2 separate regions of the Homo sapiens genome follow, and region 2 is linked to region 1. The links are chromatin loops, found by intact Hi-C in ENCODE. Cell type or tissue: PC-3. All regions are shown on one strand. Each heading gives the region's core, and the rest is flanking DNA. Links, peaks and the distances in the headings are about the cores only. Region 1 has its middle 11 kb from the start of NDP-AS1. Region 2 overlaps MAOB (monoamine oxidase B).

What was found. A loop is a pair of places that touch in the nucleus more often than their neighbours do. Peaks named below come from ENCODE experiments on the same cell type or tissue, not always from the same donor. Only the 100,000 strongest peaks of a DNase experiment are listed, where the experiment ranks them.
Region 2: it touches region 1 in a loop (19-fold over the local background); 63 of 110 quality-filtered maps call a loop at or near these places.

Annotation. Positions count from the first base shown.
Region 1 is chrX:43,936,404-43,941,794 of GRCh38, forward strand. No RefSeq gene overlaps it. Among named protein-coding and RNA genes, the nearest start is that of NDP-AS1, 11 kb to the right of the region's middle. In PC-3, for the core only: a CTCF peak has its summit at 2,996; a DNase peak (open chromatin) is centred at 4,588; H3K27ac peaks cover 789 bases.
Region 2 is chrX:43,839,165-43,844,555 of GRCh38, forward strand. It overlaps MAOB (monoamine oxidase B), which reads right to left. Exons shown (of 15, transcript NM_000898.5): 2 at 4,506-4,600. Among named protein-coding and RNA genes, the nearest start is that of MAOB, 41 kb to the right of the region's middle. In PC-3, for the core only: no CTCF peak of the experiment used is centred there; no DNase peak of the experiment used is centred there; H3K27ac peaks cover 1,014 bases.

The DNA.
Region 1 (5,391 bases), core at 180-5,179:
TGGGAGGAGGAGGAGGAGGTTGCAGTGAGCTGAGATCCCACCACTGCACTTCAGCCTGGGTGACAGAGTGAGAGTCTGTCTCAAAAAACAAAAAACAGAGAGAGTCTCGCTCTGTCACCTCCTCTTCCCAAGTTTGAGCGATTCTACTGCCACAGGCATGTGCCACCACAACTGGCTAAATTTTGTAATTTTAGTAGAGACAGGGTTTCACCATGTTGGCCAGGCTGGTCTCCAACTCCTGACCTCAGGTGATCCACTTGCCTCGGCCTCCCAGAGTGATTTTTGTATATGGTGTAAGGAAGGGGTTTAGTTTCAATCTTCCACATAAGTCTAGCCAGTTATCCGAGCACTATTTATTAAATAGGGAGTCCTTGGCAAGGCAAGTCAGACCCTGCCTGCTTTCCCATGTCATATTTATGCTCCTCCATCCCCTGCCCAGCTTCTCACTTCCCAGTCTGTGTGGCTGCCAGCTGGATGCCAGCTCCTCCACCTCCCTTATGTGTTTGGCACCATCCAAACCCTCTTCTTCACCTGGCTCTCTTTTGCTCGTCCTTCAAGTCTCAGCCTGAATGTCTCTTCTTTGGAAACCCCATGTTCCAACTAAATTCGTCCCCTTTCCCTGAAAAAAAACTCTCACAGCATCCTATAGTTTTCAGGTTGAATCCACACTGAAATTCTGATCCATATACTTACTGCCTTTGGGCACTGCTAGACTCTCGGTTGCAGCTTTTAGGGCAGGAACAACCTCACCTGAGTGGTAATTTACCGTTCAACCAGGTCATTGATGGGAGTTTTCTGAAACAGCAAGCAAGTCTCTTGTGATTTTCTGAAATTCAGGAGGAAGACCACAAGTCACATCGCAGACCCCCAGGACTAATTTCCAATGACTGACATTCAAGCCAAAAGAATACAATCCCTCTCCACCTCATATGACCACACCTCTCAACGCAGTGCCCTCTCCACCCAGCTCTGTATCAGGGTGCAACTCTTTGGCCAAATTTCTTCATCTATGCAAGATTTCTGAAGATTAGCAGGACTGTAATGTTTTAAACAAATGGAACCAGAGCAATTGGATAAAATTTAAAAAAAGAACTTCGACCTCTACACCATTGACAAAAATTTATTCAGAATAGATCATAAACCTGAATATAAAGCCTGGAGCTATAAGATTCCAGAAGAAGACATAGGAGGACATCTTCATAACTTTGGATCAGACAAAATTTCCTACACAGGACACAAAAAGTCCTAACCATAAAGGTTTTGGTTATTTATTCAAAAAGGTCATTTACTCTGCCACACACGTCAAGCTGGTGTCTCCTATATGATATATTTGCTGTGCTGATACTTAAAATTTGATTTGTGATATAGCCTCTTTCAGTTTTGAAAATCCTAAATCTTAAACAGTTCATATTTATTAACATCACCAGTAATGTATCCTAGTGGATCCTGGATCAGAGGGAAAAATATTGTTACAAGTTCATCAATGAGACAATTGCTGAAATTTTAGTATCATTTTACCCTGGTTATGTAAGAGAATGTCCTTGTTCTTAGGAAATGCAAGATGAAATATCGAGGAATAAAGGGATATTATAATGCTGTTTACTGTCAAATAGTAACATATATATAACATACATGTATTATATATATAGTGGGAATATGTGCTTGCATATACATATATTTATATATAAATAATGCTGTTTACTGTCAAATAGTAACACACATATATAAAACAAGGGGATATTATAATGCTGCTTACTGTCAAATAGTAATTATATATATATATAGAGAGAGAGAGAGACAAAGGAAGAAAATACTGCAAAATATTAACAATTGAGGAACCTAGGTGAACAGCATATGGGTGTCCTTTTACATTTTTGCAACTCTTCTGTAAGTCAGATTTTTTTTAATTTTTAAAAACTGAAAAATTCCATTGGAATTGAATTGAAATCTATCTCCTCAAGATTTCCATCCCTTTGAATCTAATTCCACCCCGACATGAACTTTCTGGAAAAAATATTTTTTTCCACTATAATAGAAATCCAGACATTATAATAATGGCACCATGATCCTCCCAAACCTTTTTCTTGTTCAGTGTTCTGGATGGGAACTTCACCTCCATCCTGACTTTTGCCCCCTTCTTGCTCCTGAGTCGTTCTTCTAATCAGAGTGGAGATACATATACATGCAAGCACACATTCCCATAAGCACCATGTATCTATATTAGGTGTGACATCTGACTTTGGAAACCTATGTCAGCTCCCACATGTGCAGAGCCATCCATGTGAATGGACAAGAAGTTATTTTCCTTCCTGCAGAGAAAACGTCATCAATGTCCAGGGCTTCTCAATGCATAAGAAAAATTGGATAGCAAAGCATTGTCTCTTTTGGCAGGACTCTGAGACTGATGGAGTCTCAGGAACTCACAACGTGTGGAAAAGAAAAAGAAAGAAGACATAAAAGCCTGTTGTAGAAATGTTGCTATAGTGTGATGTGCTCTTCCCCATCCCTCTTTTCAGAGCAAGAAAAAAATGAATGATGCTAGAATTTTACCAGTTCTTTCTTAATTGAATGAATGAGGCTTTCCTGAAGAAAATTGTTCCACAAAATGAATGGCTCCAACGCACAATCCAGCAACATAATCAGACATTATGAACCAAGATTGCCACAAGCTCCAGTCAATACACAAAGACACAAGATAAATCTGAATCCAGAGGATGTATATTCGTGTTTAAAGTATTGACTGATGGCATGGATTGCATGAGACCTGCCCAGAATAACTTGGTACATTTAGCATCACCAAAACTTTGCTGTGGCAACCAATGCCCCAGAAATTTATTCTTGTCAAGATGCCTCCAAATCTGTGAATGGGTTTCCCTGACTGGGCACAGGATGTTTGAAATATAGCTAGACTCTTGAGGTCTCATCCACCTCTTTGATTTCAAGTTTAAAAGAGTACTTGCAGATTTTGTGTTATAGTAGACCATTAGCACCATCTAAAGGCTTCATACCAAATGTCTTGACTGTCAATGTGCATGTTGCTCAAAATGCTTTTTGCTCTGATGATATAATTATTTGGGAGACTGATACTCTGAAAACTTTTGCCTACCTGGAATGACACAGTAGGCCCCTACTGTATACTATGTGTCTGTGACTTAGGTTGTATTCCTGGAGAAGTGCATGTTGTCTGTAGCGCTTGCCTGTTTGAAAGAGGTAAAAGCGTAGTCCATGTGTATCAGAAGCTGTGTTGGCCTAAATTCACTCTGAAATTGAGCCTTATCTAAACTTGGCCATGAGTGCAGGAGTCAGGGGGGCAGGGTTGGGAAGAAGAATGGGGCAGACATCCAATAATAACCATTAGCTTGGGCCTGAGCGATTGAGGCTCCAGTCCTGCATTACTGTGTCCTAGGTTTGTGACTTTAACCTCTTTGAGCCTTTCATTTCTAAAGCAAGGCCATTATCTCTAGGGGCCCCACCAATTCTGCCATCAGTGTGGCCCTGGGTTTTGGGAAGATTATATAGATGGCCCGGTCCCTTACCTCTCTTTCATATCATTGCGGGGAGCAAAATAAAATGACCCAGGCAAGTCTTTGTTATACAATTCTTAAGCTCAGCCAACTTTCACTGAAATTATTTGGACTCAAGGCCAAGAGAAGTCTGACTTAAAATTTCCTCGGGAAGTTTTAATTTTATAGGGGCCCCGGTGTTTCGTTGGAGTCCCCAGAGTCCCTGGAAGCTCATGTGCTCCCAAAGACGTTTTAGAAATACACGCTGGTTTTATAAAAGACTTGGGTGGCATGTGGTTTTTAGAAGAAATTTACCTTTGATCCTGACCAGGTACTTTGATGTAGTCATCCAATGGGAAAGTGCCTTGTATAAGGGTCAAACCCAGGTAGGTGTGAGGAGGGAGGGTGGATGAAACAACAAGGAATCTTAAGCTTAGTAGACACAGAGATCTGTGGTCGAAGTTTACCCCTGTCCTTTACTGGCTGTGAGACTTGGGGAAAATCATACAACTTCTCTAGGCTTTGGTTTCCTTGTCTGTAAGATGTGGTTAACTAAAAAGATTTTAGGCTCAGCGGTGATTCAGGCCTGTAATCCTAGCACTTTGGGAGGTTGAGGCAGGAGGATCACTTGAGGCCAGGAGTTCAAGACCAGGCCGGGCAACATAGCGAGACTTTGTCTCTACAAAATTTAAAAAATAGCTGGGCATGGTGGTGTAGGCCTGTAGTCCCAGCTACTTGGGTGGTTGGGGAAGGAGGACCTCTTGAGCCCAGGAGTTTGAGGCCGCAGTGAGCTATGATTGCAACGTTGCATTCCAGCATGGGAAACAGAGTGAGACTGTCTACACATAAATAAATAAATCTTTAAAAAATTGTTGAGAAGATTAAATTAGTGTATCTATCCTGTCTAGCACCATCCTTGATACAAAGTAAAGATTCTATGAGGGATGTCATTGACTTCTTATCTTAAAAGCAGACACTCCTGTTTAAGGCAACACACTGCACAAAGAAAGGCTGAAGGCTCTCGCTTATGAAAACAGGCCCCAGCAATAGATTGCGAGTCTAGATTCAACAAACTCTTGCCAGTTTCCTCTGACTCACAGCCTGGGGCCTTGCCTTTGTCTTTCAAAATGTCCTCTCTGCCCACTGTTTCTGAGTATCTGCCATGGCTCTGCATTTCCCCTGCATGATCCTGCTTCTCTGCTTTCAGCACAGGTGGCTTTTGCTATCAGGGTATTTGAAGTTTTCCTTTGATGGCCCTGCAACTAAGCAACTTAATTATGGATGAGCACTCTGACTAAATGCTTGTATCTCTCTTTCTTTTTTAGTCAAATACCCCTGGCATATATCCAGGGCTTCAATGCACAAAAGCAAAGGGAAAGCTGACCCACCCACCACTGAACAACCCCCAATCCCTTCCCATCCATCTGCTGCTTGGAGCCTTTGTTAGAAGGGAAGAGGGAGGAAGAGTGAGCTAGGAGGAAATGAAAAGGAAAAATGAGACACATTTCCATAAAATATGGAATTTAATATTTTAAATTCTCAAGATGAATGATGCATTATCAGCAATGCTACTGTATGTAAAATAATAGAGCTAACTATGTTCTGATATTGGTCAAACCAGTATTTTAATGAGATTACTAGACTACTCCCATTTTTAATCACATATATAAAACATCACCCAGGCACAACCCTTGAAAAGAAGAAAAGGCAAAACAGAGAAACCCAAAAAGTAAGATATAAGATTTCTTACTGGTGAAAATAAAACGGGAACAGATTTTTCTAAAGTACCTTTACCTTGAGTACAGAGAAATATTAGAGGAGGGAAGCATGTGCTTGTGTGTGTGTGTATGTAGAAAGAATATTCATAGTACCAGAAGAGATATTCACA
Region 2 (5,391 bases), core at 258-5,257, 97 kb before region 1:
CACATGACTTAGTTATTAAATCAATCTTTAAAGCAAAATTGATTGAACTCTGAATAGGCAAGAGCTTCTAAACCTCATCATTTACAATATACCATAACATGGCTTGGTTTTTAGTGCTTTGAATTTGTGAGCTGTGAATTATTGACGAATCTCTTTACTCAGTACTTCAGGTGAATGTTGAGGAGCCTAATGCTAGAGAAAAAGCAAGAAAGAAAACGATCACTTCTTATGTGATTTGTTAATCCAGACATTTGAAAATAGCACTAGGGAATATTTGGTCATAATTTGGACTTTGAAATTGCTTTTATGTTTAATAGTATATTTACGTAGTTTTGAATTGGTTTCATTTCCAATGACTGAGGGGCGAACTTTGAACAAAAAATTAGTAGAAAAGTTTCCTATTTCTGAGTATGTCTAAGAAAAACCAGGTTCCTACCAGTTAGAAACACTAGAAATGGTCCTTCTCTTCTGTTTTTGTTTATTTGCGTATTTTTTGTCTAGCTTTCCACTCACTTACCCTTCAAAAATGCAATTTTCACAAGGCATCTTTGTTTTACTCACTAAAGTATTCCAAACTCCTATAGCAGTTGTCCAATAAATTTTCTCAAATAAATGAAAGAAGGATGTTTTTAAAAATTCAGCACCTAATTGTACTAAACCAGCTTCTTTACGTAAAAGGCACTCTTATATGCTGTATTTTTCAAGGAATATGAAGATTTCAAGAACTGGGAGAGATAAGATGTACACAGGCAAAACCTTGTAAAGCAACATATAATAATTGTCCTTGTGTGGAACAGGTAAGTGGTATTAACACAGAAGAAAGGCAAGTAGCTTTTGATTGGAGTAGGAAGGGATGAGATCCTGGAAGTATGTGAAGATTTTGCCATACGACAAAGGTAAAAAGAGATATTTGAGGAACACATAATGGCAAAAACAATGGCCAGTAGACAACAAGGGTTAGATCAAGTTTGAAGGCTTGTGTGAAATCACAAATAACTAGGTCAGGCGGTGTATGTCACAGTCAATAACAGATAAGGCTTTCAGGCTTCTCTGAGTCTCTGGCTCTCAAGACTGGTAAGGTACCCTCTTATGCCTCCTATGGCACCACTCCAAGCTGTCACCCACCCTCACTGTAGCATTTTCCTTGATAAGCTATAATTAGGCAATTACAACAGTCATTGTCCCCCTGAGAGACTGTAAAGTCTGTGGAGCAAGGCCATTTTGGGGGGATTACTGTGCCTGATTCATAGTAGGTACTCAGTAGATATTTGCTGAGGACAAATTCAATTATAAAGGAGATGACTCAAAGTAAAGAATGAGTACAGAGGGCTGGCAAGATGGTCGAATAGGAACAGCTCCAGTCTGCAGTTCCCAGTGAGATCAACACAGAAGGCAGGTGATTTCTGCGTTTCCAACTGAGGTACCCAGTTCATCTCACTGGGACTGGTTAGACTGTGAGTGCAGCCCATAGAGGATGAGCCTAAGCAGGGTGGGGTGTCGCCTTACCTGGGAAGTGCAAGGGGTTAGGGAACTCCCTTCCCTAGCCAAGGGAAGCTGTGAGGGACTGTGCCATGAGGAACAGTGCATTCTGGCCCAGATACTTTGCTTTTCTCATGGTCTTCACAACCCGCAGACCAGGAGATTCCCTCGGTCCTATGCCACCAGGGCCCTGGGTTTCAAGCACAAAACTGGGCGGCCATTTGGGCAGACACCGAGCTAGCTGCAGGAGTTTTTTTTTTTTTTTTTTCATATCCAAGTGGTGCCTGGAACACCAGTGGGACAGAACCGTTCACTCCCCTGGAAAGGGGGCTGAAGCCAGGGAGCCAAGTGATCTAGCTCAGCAGATCCCACCCCTGCACATGTATCCCAGAACTTAAAGTATAATTTAAAAAAAAGAATGAGTACAAAATGTCAGATATATATCATTGATGAATCCTTCCAAAAGAAGAGCTGTGAGTCAGAATTTTATATGTCTTATCTCTCTGGAAATGAAAATACTCTGTAGCTTCTATATCTATTATTCAGATCTTGAATGTATGGAAGTAGGGCATTTCCTTGCAGAGAAACTTGCTTTGCTTGACTCTGTGTTTAAATAGAAAATCATTAATTTTAGGCAACAGTGTCAGAATTGAAACAATTAACCAGCAATTAAAATAAGGGTATTTATAAATTGGTAAATAATTCTTTTAAAAAAATAAAAGCTGAAGCAAAAACAAGAAGGAAAATTAGGCAGGTAAAAGTTTAGTTTATGTGAATAAATAAAAACACATCCATGTTCATGGATTGGGAGAATTAATAATGTAAAATGTCCATACTACCCAAAGTGATCCATAGATTCAGTGCAATCCCCATCAAAATGCCAATGTTATTTTTCACAGAAACAGAAAAAACAATCCTTAAATTCATATGGAACTACAGAAGACTACAACTAGCCAAAACAATCTTGTACAAAAAGAACAAAGGTGAAGGCGTTATACTACCCAACTTCAAAATATATTATGAAGCAATTTTAATCAAAACAGTATGGTACTGACATAAAAACAGACTCACCAACCAATAGAACAGGATAGAAAGCTCAAAAATAAACCCACACATTTACAATCAATTGAGTTTTGATGAAGATTCCAAGAACACACAATGGGGAAAGGACAGTCTATTCAATAAATGGTGCAGGAAAAACGGACTATCCACATGCAGAAGAATAAAAGTAGTCCCTTATCTTATACCATATGCAAACACCATATACAAATAATCAACTCTAAATAGATTAAAGACTTAAACACGAGACCTGAAACGGCAAAATTACTTGAAGAAAACAAGGGGAAAGCTCCATGACACTAGTCAGGGAAATGATTTTTTGGATATGGCCCTGAAAGATCAGGAAAAAAAGCAAAAACAGACAAATGGAATTGCATCAAACTACAAAGCTCCTGCACAGCAAAAGAACAATTAATAAAATGATAGTTTTCTTTACATATTTGCAAGCCGTACATCTGATAAGAGGTTAATATCCAAATTATATAAGAAACTCAAACAACTCAATAGCAAGAGACAAATAACCAGATTTTTAAAGAATGGGCAAAGGAACTGAACAGACACTTCTCAAAAGAAGACATGCAAATGGCCAACAGGTTCATGGAAAAAGTTCAGCACCACTAATCATTAGGGAAATCCAAATTAAAACCAAAATGAGATATCACCTCACACCTGTTAAAATGGCTTTTATCAAAAAGAGGAAAAATAATCAGTGTTGTCAAGGATGAAGAGAAAAGGGAACCCTTGTACACTATTGGTGGGAATGTAAATCAGTACAGCTATTACAGAAAACAGTATGGAGGTTCCTCAGAAAACTAAAAATGGAAAACTAAAAATAGAACTACCGCATAATTCAGCAATCCCATTTTTGGGAATATATCCAAAAGAATTGAAGTCAATATGTCAAAGAGATATCTGCACACCCATGTTCATTGCAGCATTATCTACAGTAGCCATGATATGAAATCACCCTAAGTGTCCATCAGTGGATAAATGGATGAGGAAGACTTGGTATATACACACAATGAAATACTATTCAGCCTTTAAAAATAAAGAAATGTCATTTGGGACAACATAGATGAATTTGGAGGACATTATGCTAAGTGAAATAAGCCAGGCACAGAAAGACTTATAAGTGGAATCTAAAACACGTTGAATTCATAGAAGTAGAGAGCAAAATGAATATTATCAGGGGCTGGGGGGTGAGAACTGAGGGAATGAGGAGTACAAAATTTTAGCTAGACAGGAAGGGTACAAAATTTTAGCTAGACAGGAAGAATAAGTTTTGAAATCCATTGCACAGTAACTGTAGTAATAATAATGTATTGTGCATTTCAAAATAACAGAGTAAATTTCAAATGTATCACCACAAAAAATGTCAAGAAAGTGAGGTGCTGAATATGTTAATTTAGCTTGATTTAATCACTCCACATTGTATACATATGGTGAAAACATCACATTATACTCCATAAATGTAATACAATTATGATTTGTTAAAATAAAATTTAAAAAATAAATTTAAAAATGGGAGAAAGTCTCTCCAAAAAAGTTTAGTTTGTATGATTAGAATGATTGTGTTGGTGTGAAGGAAGCATCGAAGTTAGGAGTGGAAAGTACATATAATTATGTTATTTTTCTTCCTATTTCTCTCTCTGTCTCACACACACACACACACACACACACACACACACACACACACACACACACACAGAGGCACACACATATCTGTCCATTTCCCTCTTACTCAATCCTAACTCTATGAGGCCAAATATCATGAGATGAAAAGACAAAAAGGAACAGAAGAATTGAAAGGAAGGCAAACTGGGAGAGAGGCTGTGAAGAATGTTTCAGAGTTATTTTCACCCTCTTAGAGTCAAATGAAATTGAAGACTTTTGGGGAAAAAGACAAAAATGAAACCCCAAACTCAGCTTCAGTCCCACATTTGTCCTCCGGATTCTTAATGCCTTACCCTAAGAGTGTAAGTCCTGCCTCCCACACGGTCCCGGGCTTCCAGAACAACCACATTCAGTCCAGAGTCATGCAGAAGTTTGGCTGCTGCCATACCTGGGAGAAAAGACAGTAAGACATCAGGATCAAATACAAGGATGCCAGACAAGCTCCTCATGCTAACAGCCAATGAGAAAAGTCCATGCTGGCTCACGTGCACCGCCTATTGTTACATTCAACTTACAAGTGGATACGGTTTGTCAATAGAGGCCCAGAGTCTGATGTTTCTGGAAACGACAAAAGGGATTTCATTTTTTAGTAAATTTCTCAAATCTTAAACACATCCTCTGCCACTATATCAAAATGTCTATTTTAATGACTAAATTGCATGTCTGATAACATAAATGAGAACACAAGGCCATGCTCAAGAGAAATATATGAGTTGCAGACACAGGACTAAGTCCAGTCACTGACTTCATTCTCAGGGTAAATATGAAAAACTGGTAAACTGAGGGACAGTGGGCCTTCAAAGTGTGTGCCAGGAACTGGGATTTACTATTAAAGTTGGACTTTTAGAAGTTGACGTAAAGTTTCAAAATCAAGGAGGTAAAATTCGACCCCTTATGCATCTGGATTTCCTGATATGACCCATCACTGAAGAATGAAATAATTCCATTCATGACTAATTTAATTATTAATTTAGTCAAAAATACTTAGTGAATGCCTATTACATTCTCACCACCATGAATTTAGCTCTTAAAAAAACCCACAGCTTTACTGAGGTAAATGTACATGCAATAAACTTTACCCATTGTGATGGTTAATTTTAGGTGTCAACTTGACTGGATGGTGGGATACCTAGATGGCAGGTGAAGCATTGTTTCTGGGTGTCCCTGTGAGGGTGTTTC